2 separate regions of the Homo sapiens genome follow, and region 1 is linked to region 2. Evidence: chromatin loops called from intact Hi-C (ENCODE). Cell type or tissue: ascending aorta. All regions are shown on one strand. Each heading gives the region's core, and the rest is flanking DNA. Links, peaks and the distances in the headings are about the cores only.

Region 1 (5,378 bases), core at 327-5,326, 300 kb after region 2:
GAACGTGGTTTTTTGATTTTTCTGTCACTTCCAGAACCTACTTTATGAGTGCTCACCCTTCTGGGCAGCAGAAAAATATGGAGTTCCCAGATGAGGAGTTTGTAGCCTCTTTTAGTTCGAATGCATACTTTTACTTTGAATATTGACTATGAACAAAATTCAGCTGTTTCTCATGATTTCAGTGGCTGTTTTTAGCTATTGTAGTATCTTGTAAATGCTAAGTGACTGTGCATCCCCGGGGTCACCCACCCACACCGTGGTGGCGTTGTCTGTGTAACGTCCCTATTGGCTGCATGGATAACTTAGCTTGTTGCCTCTGCATTGCCACATCTGGGAAGTGGTGACCTGGGAAGAGATGGATAAATAAACAAAAGAAGAAATGAAAGCGCTGTTGTGAGCCAGGGATTTGTGGCAGCGAGGGGTCGCTGGGCTGTGTGAGTGGCTTGACTTCAGTGGAGGTTCATCAGGAGGGGTGCCAAGGAAATGAGGATCCCAGGCTCTCGCTGGGGTTAGAGCCCAAAGACCTTGAACAACTGCATTCTTGACATTTTGATATCATTTTTTCCTTCTTGTTTTCTTTTTTTCCCCCCATTTTTTGTTTGTTCCTAGAAACGTGGCCAGGAAGTATGCAGTCACTGTTAGCTACCTCACCCCACCAGGGCTGAGCCTCACAGGGCTCTCAGCCACAGCAGTGGAGGCTCCTCTGAGAAGCCTGTGCAGGGCTGAAATCTGGCGGGGAGCAGGGAAGGGGTGGGAGGTGTGGGCCGAGGTCGTGATTTCGCAGTGCACGGAGTTGGAAAGTTCAGGACTCTCATCTCCTGCTTTGTGAATCCGCACAGCTGACTTTGACCAAGGTCCACCTAGACAATTGTTTCTGCAAAATGTAATTTGGAATAATAAGTTCGGTGTCCACTATTTCCATGGCAATGGGCAACAGGAAGGAGGCTGGGCTGCCTTCTCCTTACTACATTATCCCTTGTTGTCATAATGCTTTTCTTAATAAAATACGCTCACATCAACTTGATAAGAAAGAAAAACTTCAATCCAGGGTTATTTGTCCCTGCAGTTTTCTCTGAAATTAAATAAATAAACATACTAATAGCCAACATTTGCTTTATGTTATTCGCTCTCCTAAGTACCTTACATTCATTCATTTGCTTAATTTCCATAACAACCCTATGAGATAGACCTTCTTATTGTGCCATTTACAGAGGACACAGAGGCACAGAGAGGTTAAGCTACTTTCCTGAGGTCACACAGCTAATAAATGGCAAAATCATGCTTCCAACCTGTTGTTCTGGCTCAGAGTCCATGCTCCTAACAGCTTTGCTATATTGTCTTTCAAGAGAAAATGGAGTTGTGCCATTTCCAGGACAGTGACCATGATGGCAGGTGGCTTTGCTGGCAGTGAGCTGAAGGAGGAACAGGGTGGCCCTCTCTCCCTGCCCTGGGAGGGAAGTAGCTCCACCTTGCAGGATTTGCAGGAAACCTGGAGGCTCTTGGAAGCAGCCCCTAGGAGAAGCTTTATAAACTGACTTTCACCAGTCCCATGAAGGCCTGGCTTCCCTAAAAACAGCTCCAGAGAAGGCTTCCTTGTCTTTTTGGGCACAAGCCACTGCTGGTGACCAGGAAGGATGCTCTACAGTGGGACAGAGGCCATGCCACTCAGGTTAGCTCAACCAGAGTCAACTCTGAAGTGTGAACAAAGGCACATGTGGTACAGGCCACACGGCGGGGGCTGGGCCCGCTGCGCCAGCAGAGCTGGGCTTCCTGTGAATGGTGTCCACCTGCTCACAGGCCCTGTGGCTCCCTGAGGGCATCTGTTCTGTCCAGCTATGGCACCCCCTGCTATAATAAGAGGTCTAAACAGAGAGCAGTCAGCATTCCTGATGGGCACAGCACCCACATGTATACAAAGACGTGCCTGTGTATTCCACTACCTCTCACATACATGGAGAAAAGGGTAAGGAACACAGTATGTGTTCAGTTCCACCCTTACCAGGTGTCACATGGCCCGGGAGATGCTCTCACATAAGTGGCCACGTTCGTTCTCATCACCGCCCTGGGAGGTGGCGTCCTCAGCTTCATTGCCTCCAAGAAAGGATCTTCAAGACCTAGGATTGCCTCTGAGTTACCCAGCTGATAGATATGGGAAACAGGGTAAGATTTCAGGTACCAGAGACCCCAAAGCCCTGGCTTCTCCCCACTATCATATTGATGTCCTGGGAACCTTGAGGAACCCCTGAGTACAGAGGGTGATTTAGAGAGGTTTTACCTTCCTCTTTCAGTGGGACATCAGAGCTCCCCAAAGCAGAACAATAAGGCTGATAAGGCTCCTTCTCCCGTGGGGAGGGAAAAAAAAAGAAACTTGATTTCCACTGGGCCTATTAATTTTCCACCTCTGCTTTATAGAGAAATATGACACAATGGGAGAAAAATTTAAAAGAAAATAAGTGCTCACACCCTCTGTGGCTGACTCAAAAATGTCTCCGAGTGCCCTGTATTTATAGCTGGAAAGAGCGGAGAGGAGCAGCTGCTCGCTGTTATTTCGAAGAACTTCAGGCTTCCGACCAAAATAGTCTCTGAACTTTTGAAACTCATTCTAATAGTCTCAAGGAGGAGTGAACCAATATCCTAGAATTTGAGAAGATATTTTTAGTCTTGAAATGAACGGTGCCCTTCCCTCCCTCCATCACTCTTTCTCACGCTGCCGGTTGAGCTATGTGCTTTACCAAGGGCGGGGCGGTGGGTGGCGGCACACAGAGGGCTGGTGCCCAGGGAAATTGGATTAGGGCTCCATTAAGTAGAAAAAAAAAAGAGAGAGAAAGAAAAGAAGACCTCAAAATACGTACAAATTAAAAAATGTTCCATTGAGTCAAGAAATAATTTAAAATTTGTTCATCAAACTAAAAAAATATATAAGAAGGCTGTTTTTAAGCTTAATAAAAGTGCTTATTAAAATAGATTTGCAGATGCTATGGCCCATATGCATCGTGCATATCTGTGTTCCCTATATGCATATATTAAGCTCAGCATGTTCTATGCCATATGCATCTATTCTTTCCTTTAATAAGGCAGTCCTGGTGATAGATGAGGATGAATCGCAGATCATCGAGCCCATTGAGTGCCATCCTCAACCTGAAAGCTTCGTTCTTCCCCTCTTCTTAACCCTGACACGGACCCCATCAGCAAGTGCTGCGGTTCTACATGTAAACTCGATTTCAGGTCTCTCCTTATGTCCTTCCCTGCACTGCTGTGTCTGGTCCAGGCCACCTTTGGCTCCTGCCTGGGTCGCTGCAGCCATTTCCAACTAATCTCATCTCTTCCACTCTTGATTCCCCCAAACCAGTAACTGTGGTGGAGCTGGAGTTCCTTTGAGGATCAAAGTCCTGATTTTGGTGAAGACATCATCATCGTCCCTTGAGAACAGTTTTTCTTCCATTGCATTAGCCTTGGTGGGGCTATATGTTGAGGATCCACCCCTGACCCCACACTTCTGCCAAGGGGTTTGTGTGTGATCCAAGCTAAGCACTCAGATGCTGACTCCCAAATTGGAATCTTGAGCAAGTATGACAAGAATTGGGACTATTGGAGGCTGAGGATCAGCTCCTTCCTGCTGTTGAGATGCTTGGAGAGCCTTTCTAAGAGCAAGTTTTTCAGAGGTTTTATCCTTTCAGATTTCTTCATTTAGCCAGAATTAAATCCTTTTGTTTTTAATCAGAAATACTTAACCAATCCAGCAGTCTATTGAGAATGTAGTGGGGAGACATTATTTTTCTGCTTATGAGTTCAGTGGTGTCCCAGTGTGCTAAGAATAAAATCCAAGCATTGCAGGGTGCTGGACAATCTGGCCCTGTCTATGTATCCAATGTGAGATTTGATGAACACCTAGTAGGCTCATTTTATAGAACAGGAAGGAAATTGAGGCTCAGCTGGGTTAAATAATTTGCACTAAATAACAAAATTATAAGCAATGAAGCAGAGACTGAAATCTTTCTGACTACATAAATCTTTGCTCTTTCCTTCATTTCATAGGATGTATGGTTTCTTTTCTCACTAACTTATTCCCTACAATCAGAGCACAGAAACCCATATACACAATTTTTCTTATGGCAAGATCATTTTCAGAGACCCTGGAAGAGTGTGTATATCTTTCTTCCATCCAACTCAGTGGGTGTCAAATGACCCCAAACTCCAAATTCCTTGAAAGTTTACCTTAATATCAAGTTAATTGTTTAGTTTGTGTAACATCTTTGAAGATGCTGTGCAAGTCTTTTTAATTACATGGAAAATTATGTTTGCAACAGAGCAATTAGGGAGGAATTAGTTCAATATGGTAGCATTTGGGGGCATGTAATAGGCATGGCGGGATCTTGTTGTAGATCATCAAATATTTGTCCCTTTGGGTGAAAGGGCATTGTGAAATTCTCCCACATTTGTAATCCCTAGTTTTCCTTTCTCTGTTACATTATTTGCATAAAATGGAAAGAAGACTTTACAGGAACCAGGGCTGAGAACAAAATGGGCCATGTCTCACTCTTTTAGCTCCTGCCAAATAATCTGTAAATTATAGTCCATTGCCGTTTTTTCATTAATTGCACATATTCTTTTTCATTTGGCTGCAAATTCCATCACTTTGGCCAAAAATGTGTACTTCTGTGACAGCACAAAGTAAGCACTTTGAAAGGACAGGCAGTTCAGAAAGAGTAAGTAATTATACCAAGAAAACCAAATGCAAGAGGACAATAAAGCCCCAAGATTGAAATGAGAGAAAAAGATAAAATAAAATGAAGTCACCTTATCATGTTTTATGTGAATAGATTGATAAATGGTGCAAGCATGAAAGGCCAGATGTGCTGGCTAGCTCTTCTTCCCCCTCATTCCGTCACGTGTCCATGTCTGAGTGGTCGGATTCTTTCCTTTCATCCTCCTTTCCAGATGCAATGGAGGCATCCAGACTTGAGGATGCAGGATTCAATTCACCCCTGGTAAACACTGGACTCACCAGGGATAAGTCTTGAGTGCCAGAGGTATCACTGACTCCGTGCCTTCTACATGTGAAACACCTCACTCTGCATTTACTGCTCTCAGTAGCACTGTGTCATATGCATCATTGTGCCCATCATGTTTTTCAGAAGAGAAAACTAAGAATTAGTAACTCCAGTGGATTTTCCCAAGAACTCACTGGGCAATTTGGTAGGATCAGGTGTAGACCCTGGCCTGTGTGACTCCAGGGCTGGGCAGACACACGTGCTGGAATTCCTAATGTCATCCATTTGTCTTCCTTCATTGGAAACCTTGAGAGACTGCTGGACGGGATGGGGAAGTGCCTCAGCACACTCTTCCAAAGCTGCCTTTGGATTTATGTTTCAGATCCA
Region 2 (5,378 bases), core at 185-5,184:
CCAAGGGGGAAGACACGAATAAGGACACCAGGGAAAAAGCTTCAGGCACCAGTATCTGCAGCACCCGTTAAACACAGCCTAGCTCTTGCCAGATTAATACAAACCCAGGAGTGTTCCGTTTGATGCCAAAAACTCATGTTTTTCTCACTACAAACACGCCCATGAGTTATCATACCAAATTATTTCAACAACCAACAAAGCCTTTTAAATTATGAAAACAGAGATGAAAATAAGACTTCACCAGCTTCAAGATATGGTTCCTATGTGTTGAGTGCTAATTATATTCTAGACTCACATGGTACTGTCCTTAATCCTCATTTGTTGTAATAATTTTCAGTGTACTTTCTGATAGGGCTTGGAAGGGTGAAGTCACCAGGCAAAAGTCATAGGCGCTACTTGTTGCAGCAGAACTGGAAACCAGATTTGCTGCAGCTGAAGCTGGTGCTGTCACTACCACGCCATGCTGCTTTTTATAGGAGCTTCAGCTCTAGAGGCAGGCAGCCCTCTTGCAATGGGACTTAGTCCATGTTAGAGAAAAACCTGCTTGCTTGAATATAATTATTGCTTTGTTTGGGTGTGTAGATTATTCACTGAAAACAGCCTCGGGAAAACAGGGCCTTCAAAAGAGATAAAAGAAAATACCAGACCAATGGCTCTGGGCATCGGCTGACGCACCTGATAAGAATAGGCTGGTGGCCCCTGCGGAAGATCTCAAAACATTGACCAAGAAAGCAATGATTAACTTCCCACCTGAGACTGCATACGTTTCACGATAATGTTTTGATGATGTTTCCCTTAATTTTCCCTTAAAAATCCCTGATCCAGAGGCATATCTCAGAGAGGTGGTCTTTGAATGCTAGTTCACGGCCTCCCCTGCATTGCCAGCTTCTGGAATGAAGCTAACTTTCCTTTCACCAAAGCTCCTCTCTTGAGTTTTTGGCTTTCAGGCATCAAGTGTCCTAGACCTGAGTTCGTTTATATTATGATAGGGTAAAAATTATGGAAACCCAACTGTGATCCATGTTTTCTCTGATGGGCGGGCAAGGTCACCGTGCTGATAAGAGGAACCAAGCTTGCCCAGACAGCCTGCAAAGAAACAGGGAAACCGACCTGAGCTCCCCAGGGTGGGTGGTTCAGAGGAAGTAATGAACATAGTTTTGGAGACAGAGCAAGTTCCTCTAGCTCTAAGTGACATTTTGTGACACCTCCTGATAAAGAATCGAGTACTTGGGGCTTTCCTGGGAGGAGGACTCTGCACATAGAATTACTGGGCTCCCTTGTCAGAATGGGTGGGGGATTGTCCCAAGCCCATGGGCCAATCCCGGCTTCAGTTAGCTTTTAGAATATTTTTATTAAAAATGCTACTGATGGGAAAATACCCCACAACATTTCCTCAACACTATTGAAGCACTCGTCATTGGGAGTGTGCGTGGCACAGGATTTTAGAACAAAAAGCACGAGCCTTGGGTGTTTGTGTTGGGGAGACCCAGATGAGAACCCGAGGACTTAGAGCTCAAGTGTGGGATCCTTGAGGAACAGTCCAGAGTATCTGGGGAGACTTGGGGAGCAGCGGCTACTGGTCCTCTTGCATTGAACTTTGTTTGCTCTACTTGGTGACTTTCGTCTTCCCTGCTGGACTCTCAGCTGCATGGGGCAGAACCCACCCTGGCTGAGGGGAGGCTGTCAGCCTTGGAGAGTGGTGCCTGTTCAGGAAGGGAGTGCTGAGCCTCTGGCAGGAGACACCTCCAGCTGATTGTGGGCTGGGGAGGGTGGAGCAGAGGTTGGAGGGACGAAATAGGAGAGTGGGCACCAAGCAATATGTTCTTGGGGTATTGTTCAGAAGTGAACACCACCAGATAATTTTTTTAGGGACAGACTATGTCCTTGTAAAGGGCAGGCTACTCAAGAGACACCACAACTGTAGCTGTGTCAGCTTATGATAGGCTCTCAGGAAAGTTGCCTTTGGCAATGACCCTCACCATGGCTGTATTAGTCTGTTCTCACACTGCTGATAAAGACATACCAGAGACTGGGCAATTTACAAAAGAAAGAGGTTTAATTGGATTTTCAGTTCCATATGGCTGAGAAGCCTCACAATCATGGCAAAAGGCAAGGAAGAGCAAGTCACATCTTACATGGATGGCAGCAGGCAAAAGGAATGAGAGCCAAGCAAAAGGGGTTTCTCCTTATAAAACCGTCAGGTTGAGACTTATTCACAACCACAAGAACAGTATGGGAGAACCACCACCATGATTCAATTATCTCCCACCAGGTCCCTCCTACAACAACGGGAATAATGGGAGATACAATTCAAGATGAGATTTGGCTGGGGACACAGCCAAACTATATCAGTGGCCTCAAAGCAGATTTTACTGAACAAATATCTAAGAATATCTAAGGGAGCTCAGGGATGGTGATCACCACTCACTTGGCAAAAATTTGTTGTTCATCCACTAAGCAACAGTCTCTGTGCCGGGTGCCAAGGATGCAGGGATCAATAATGGTTCTAGGTTGAACAAAACCTAAAATGTTAGAAAATAACATCAGATTTTGGATATCAGGACAGAGGGACTGTGAAAAAAATCCTACCACCCTTTGTGCATACAGGGCTATTCCCATCTGAACCGATGTTAAGGAAACCAGCTCTCAGAGGCGTATTGTTTGGAGTACATTGAGTTATCCATCTGGTCCAGCTTATGTAAATACCTAGCACTGCTGGGTGTCCCAGGGTCATCTCATGTAAGGATGCAAAATTTTATCTTTGGGTAAATTTATCTTTGGACACTCTGTCCACTATTTCAGTAGCAAAGGAAGTTCAACTACAAAAATCTAGTTTTCTAAAAACAGGGAGTAATCATTATTCTTTTCTTTACAATTCCATTATGCAGAAATCTATCCTGGAGTAGTTTTCAGGGTATTTATTTTTATTTTAAAAAACTACTTATAAAATAAGTGTTTTCTAGGGTCATAGTACATTCAGGGTAGCGAAAGGTAGGGACCAACTCTAGGTTAGATTCTGCAGTATTTATTCTTTTTATTTAAGCACCAATTAATGGGATAAGACCTTTATGTCTCTGGTAAAACCCAAGCAGTGCTTCCTGAAGGATTTGAGTCGTTAATTGGCTTCAGGGTTGAAGCTTAGCAGGGAAGCCACTCTTCCATTACACGGGAGTTGCTGCTAGCCAGAAGCCAGATCCCGACAGGAACATCTGACATCACCTCTCAGCCGGGTGCGGCCAGTGCCCAGCTCCGGGTCCTGGCCAGAGTACGGGTGGCTGGCAGGGACGTGCCCTTCCGCACATTGCCCCGATCTCCAGAAGGCTCTCTGCAGTGGATTCTCTGTGACATAGCCTGCTTGAAGCAGGGATCTGAGCTTTGCGACAGCAGCTCGTGGCCAAGAGCCAGTCCAAGTTCTACACGTGGCCACACTCGAGGGCATGCTAATTAGGACATTTGGACTGTATTTTATTAATGGCCTTTGGCAAAAGTCCACTAAGAACTCTGATGCCTATACCACTGGCAAGTGAGATTCCAAATTTGCTGTTCTCCCCAAAGCCACCACAGAGAAGCTTTTGGTAAGACTGCGAGCTCTCCCAGATGCACCAACGGCTTCAAAAAGGGGGAAATAAAAATCCAACTTTCCCTTCTGAAACAGATATACTGTTGGCTGAAGAGATTTTTTTTGCTTTGAAAAAATGTCATTGATAAATCCTGAAGCTAAATGTAGAAATTCTAGAGAGAAAAATCATGATTGGATCAGATCTTTTTTTATAAAGCCAAAGAAAATGTACTGGAAAATTCCTAGTAACTGAAAGTAACTTTTGTGAAGTCAGGAACTTCCAAACTAAACACATTTACAAATCCAGCCCTCTGCTGAGTAATTCTGAGCAAAGTGATTTGAGTGTGGCATTCAGTGAAATCTTATTTTTGCTATGCAAATCAGCTAGGGCATTTATGAGTGACAATAACACGAAGTTGATCTGCAAATCGGGTATTAGCTGTGTTGAAGATTTTCCTTTTTGCCAGTCCTAGGAAAGCTTTAGTATCTCCATAGATGAATTTATTTACTTTGTCATCATCTATTTCTCGAGCTCCGGCTGGTTGATAGGCTCTGAGTAAGTGCTGGGATATGGGCGTGAAGGAAGCAGACAGACCTGCCTTCACGCTTACGTGCTCTGTGGGGAACAGAGACTGGATTCAAAAATAAAATGTGTGCTTTATTCCACAGGCATTTATTGAGTTTCTGTGCTGTCCTATGGAGGAAGGAAAGATGACAGGGTCCAGGAGTGTGGTCAAGGCCTCTCCTGGCTGGCCAAGTGTTGACCCCAGGGTGGAGGTATAGACATGCATGTTGTGTTTCGAGGGTGGGTTTTGAGGATGAAGACCCAACTCACATGTTGCCAAATGCACAGTGTTTGAGGACAGGGTGAGGCTACAGGGAAGGAGGGCCTCGTGTTGGGAGGGAAGACCTGAGACTTCTAGAAGCCCGTGGCTTCCTCTGGGAACATTCCTGTGGGCAGCAGGGCCTGGCTGCTGATGGTCACCCAAGTGTCCTCAGCAACTCCTCCCTCCCGATGCCTGCTCAGCTTGCCTAGCCTGGCCTGCACAGCAGGAGAGGGGGCCAGCTGTCTCTTCCAGCCCCTGGCCTGCTCCTGCTCTTCTCCAGGAGGGGAGAGGCAGAAGCCCGGTGCCTGGGTGTGTTGTATTAACTCCTTCTTTATATGCCAAGAGCCTGAATTCTCCCGGCTCCAGTGCAACACAACTTGATTCCACAACTTGGACTTTTCTCTTGCTTCTCACTTTTAACTGGGTGCAGCTAGAGGTGATGGTCTCAACACACAAAGACTAGCAGAGTATAAGTGTGGCCATTCAGCTGTGAGCTTCCAGCCGTGTTATCCTGGCATAGCCCAGGGTGATGTCCTTGCTACAGTGCCATTGAATATATTTGGAAACAGAGGAGCATGAAGACACATACCCTAGTCTCTAGTTTTGCCCTGAGCTTTGGAGTCTGTCATGTTAGCTGTTGGAGTGGAGGAAGAGTCAGAATGCAATGAATGTGGTTGCCTGGATTCCTGCATTTGCCCAGGGCAGGGTGGGCTGGGGGCTGTATATAGTATGGACCAGCCCACTGGTGGGAGTCTGAGGGACTCAGGCTGGCAGGGGAGATCTCATCTGGACTCCTAAGGACCCAGAGGTTAAGGCAGGGAACAAATCTGAGTTCTGGGGTGATATGGGTGAAACTTGAAGTCCACTGAAATTTAAAGTCCAATGTCCAATCTGTTGTCCAAATAGAGTGGTCCTGGAGCCAATATAGGCATTGGTATTATGGGATCAGAGAGCCTGGAGATGTAGGCTCCAGTGATGTCCAGGGTTGGTGA

The links. Hi-C counts contacts between places; a loop is a spot of excess contacts. Peaks named below come from ENCODE experiments on the same cell type or tissue, not always from the same donor. Only the 100,000 strongest peaks of a DNase experiment are listed, where the experiment ranks them.
Region 1: it touches region 2 in a loop (17-fold over the local background); 1 of 110 quality-filtered maps calls a loop at or near these places.

The regions. Positions count from the first base shown.
Region 1 is chr2:7,947,567-7,952,944 of GRCh38, reverse strand. The region is part of intron 2 of LINC00298 (long intergenic non-protein coding RNA 298); the gene reads left to right. Among named protein-coding and RNA genes, the nearest start is that of LINC00298, 27 kb to the left of the region's middle. In ascending aorta, for the core only: no CTCF peak of the experiment used is centred there; DNase peaks (open chromatin) are centred at 2,524 and 2,604; H3K27ac peaks cover 2,269 bases.
Region 2 is chr2:8,247,274-8,252,651 of GRCh38, reverse strand. All of the region lies in intron 7 of LINC00299 (long intergenic non-protein coding RNA 299), which reads left to right. Among named protein-coding and RNA genes, the nearest start is that of LINC00299, 78 kb to the left of the region's middle. In ascending aorta, for the core only: no CTCF peak of the experiment used is centred there; DNase peaks (open chromatin) are centred at 3,291, 4,181 and 4,511; H3K4me3 peaks cover 2,015 bases; H3K27ac peaks cover 3,069 bases.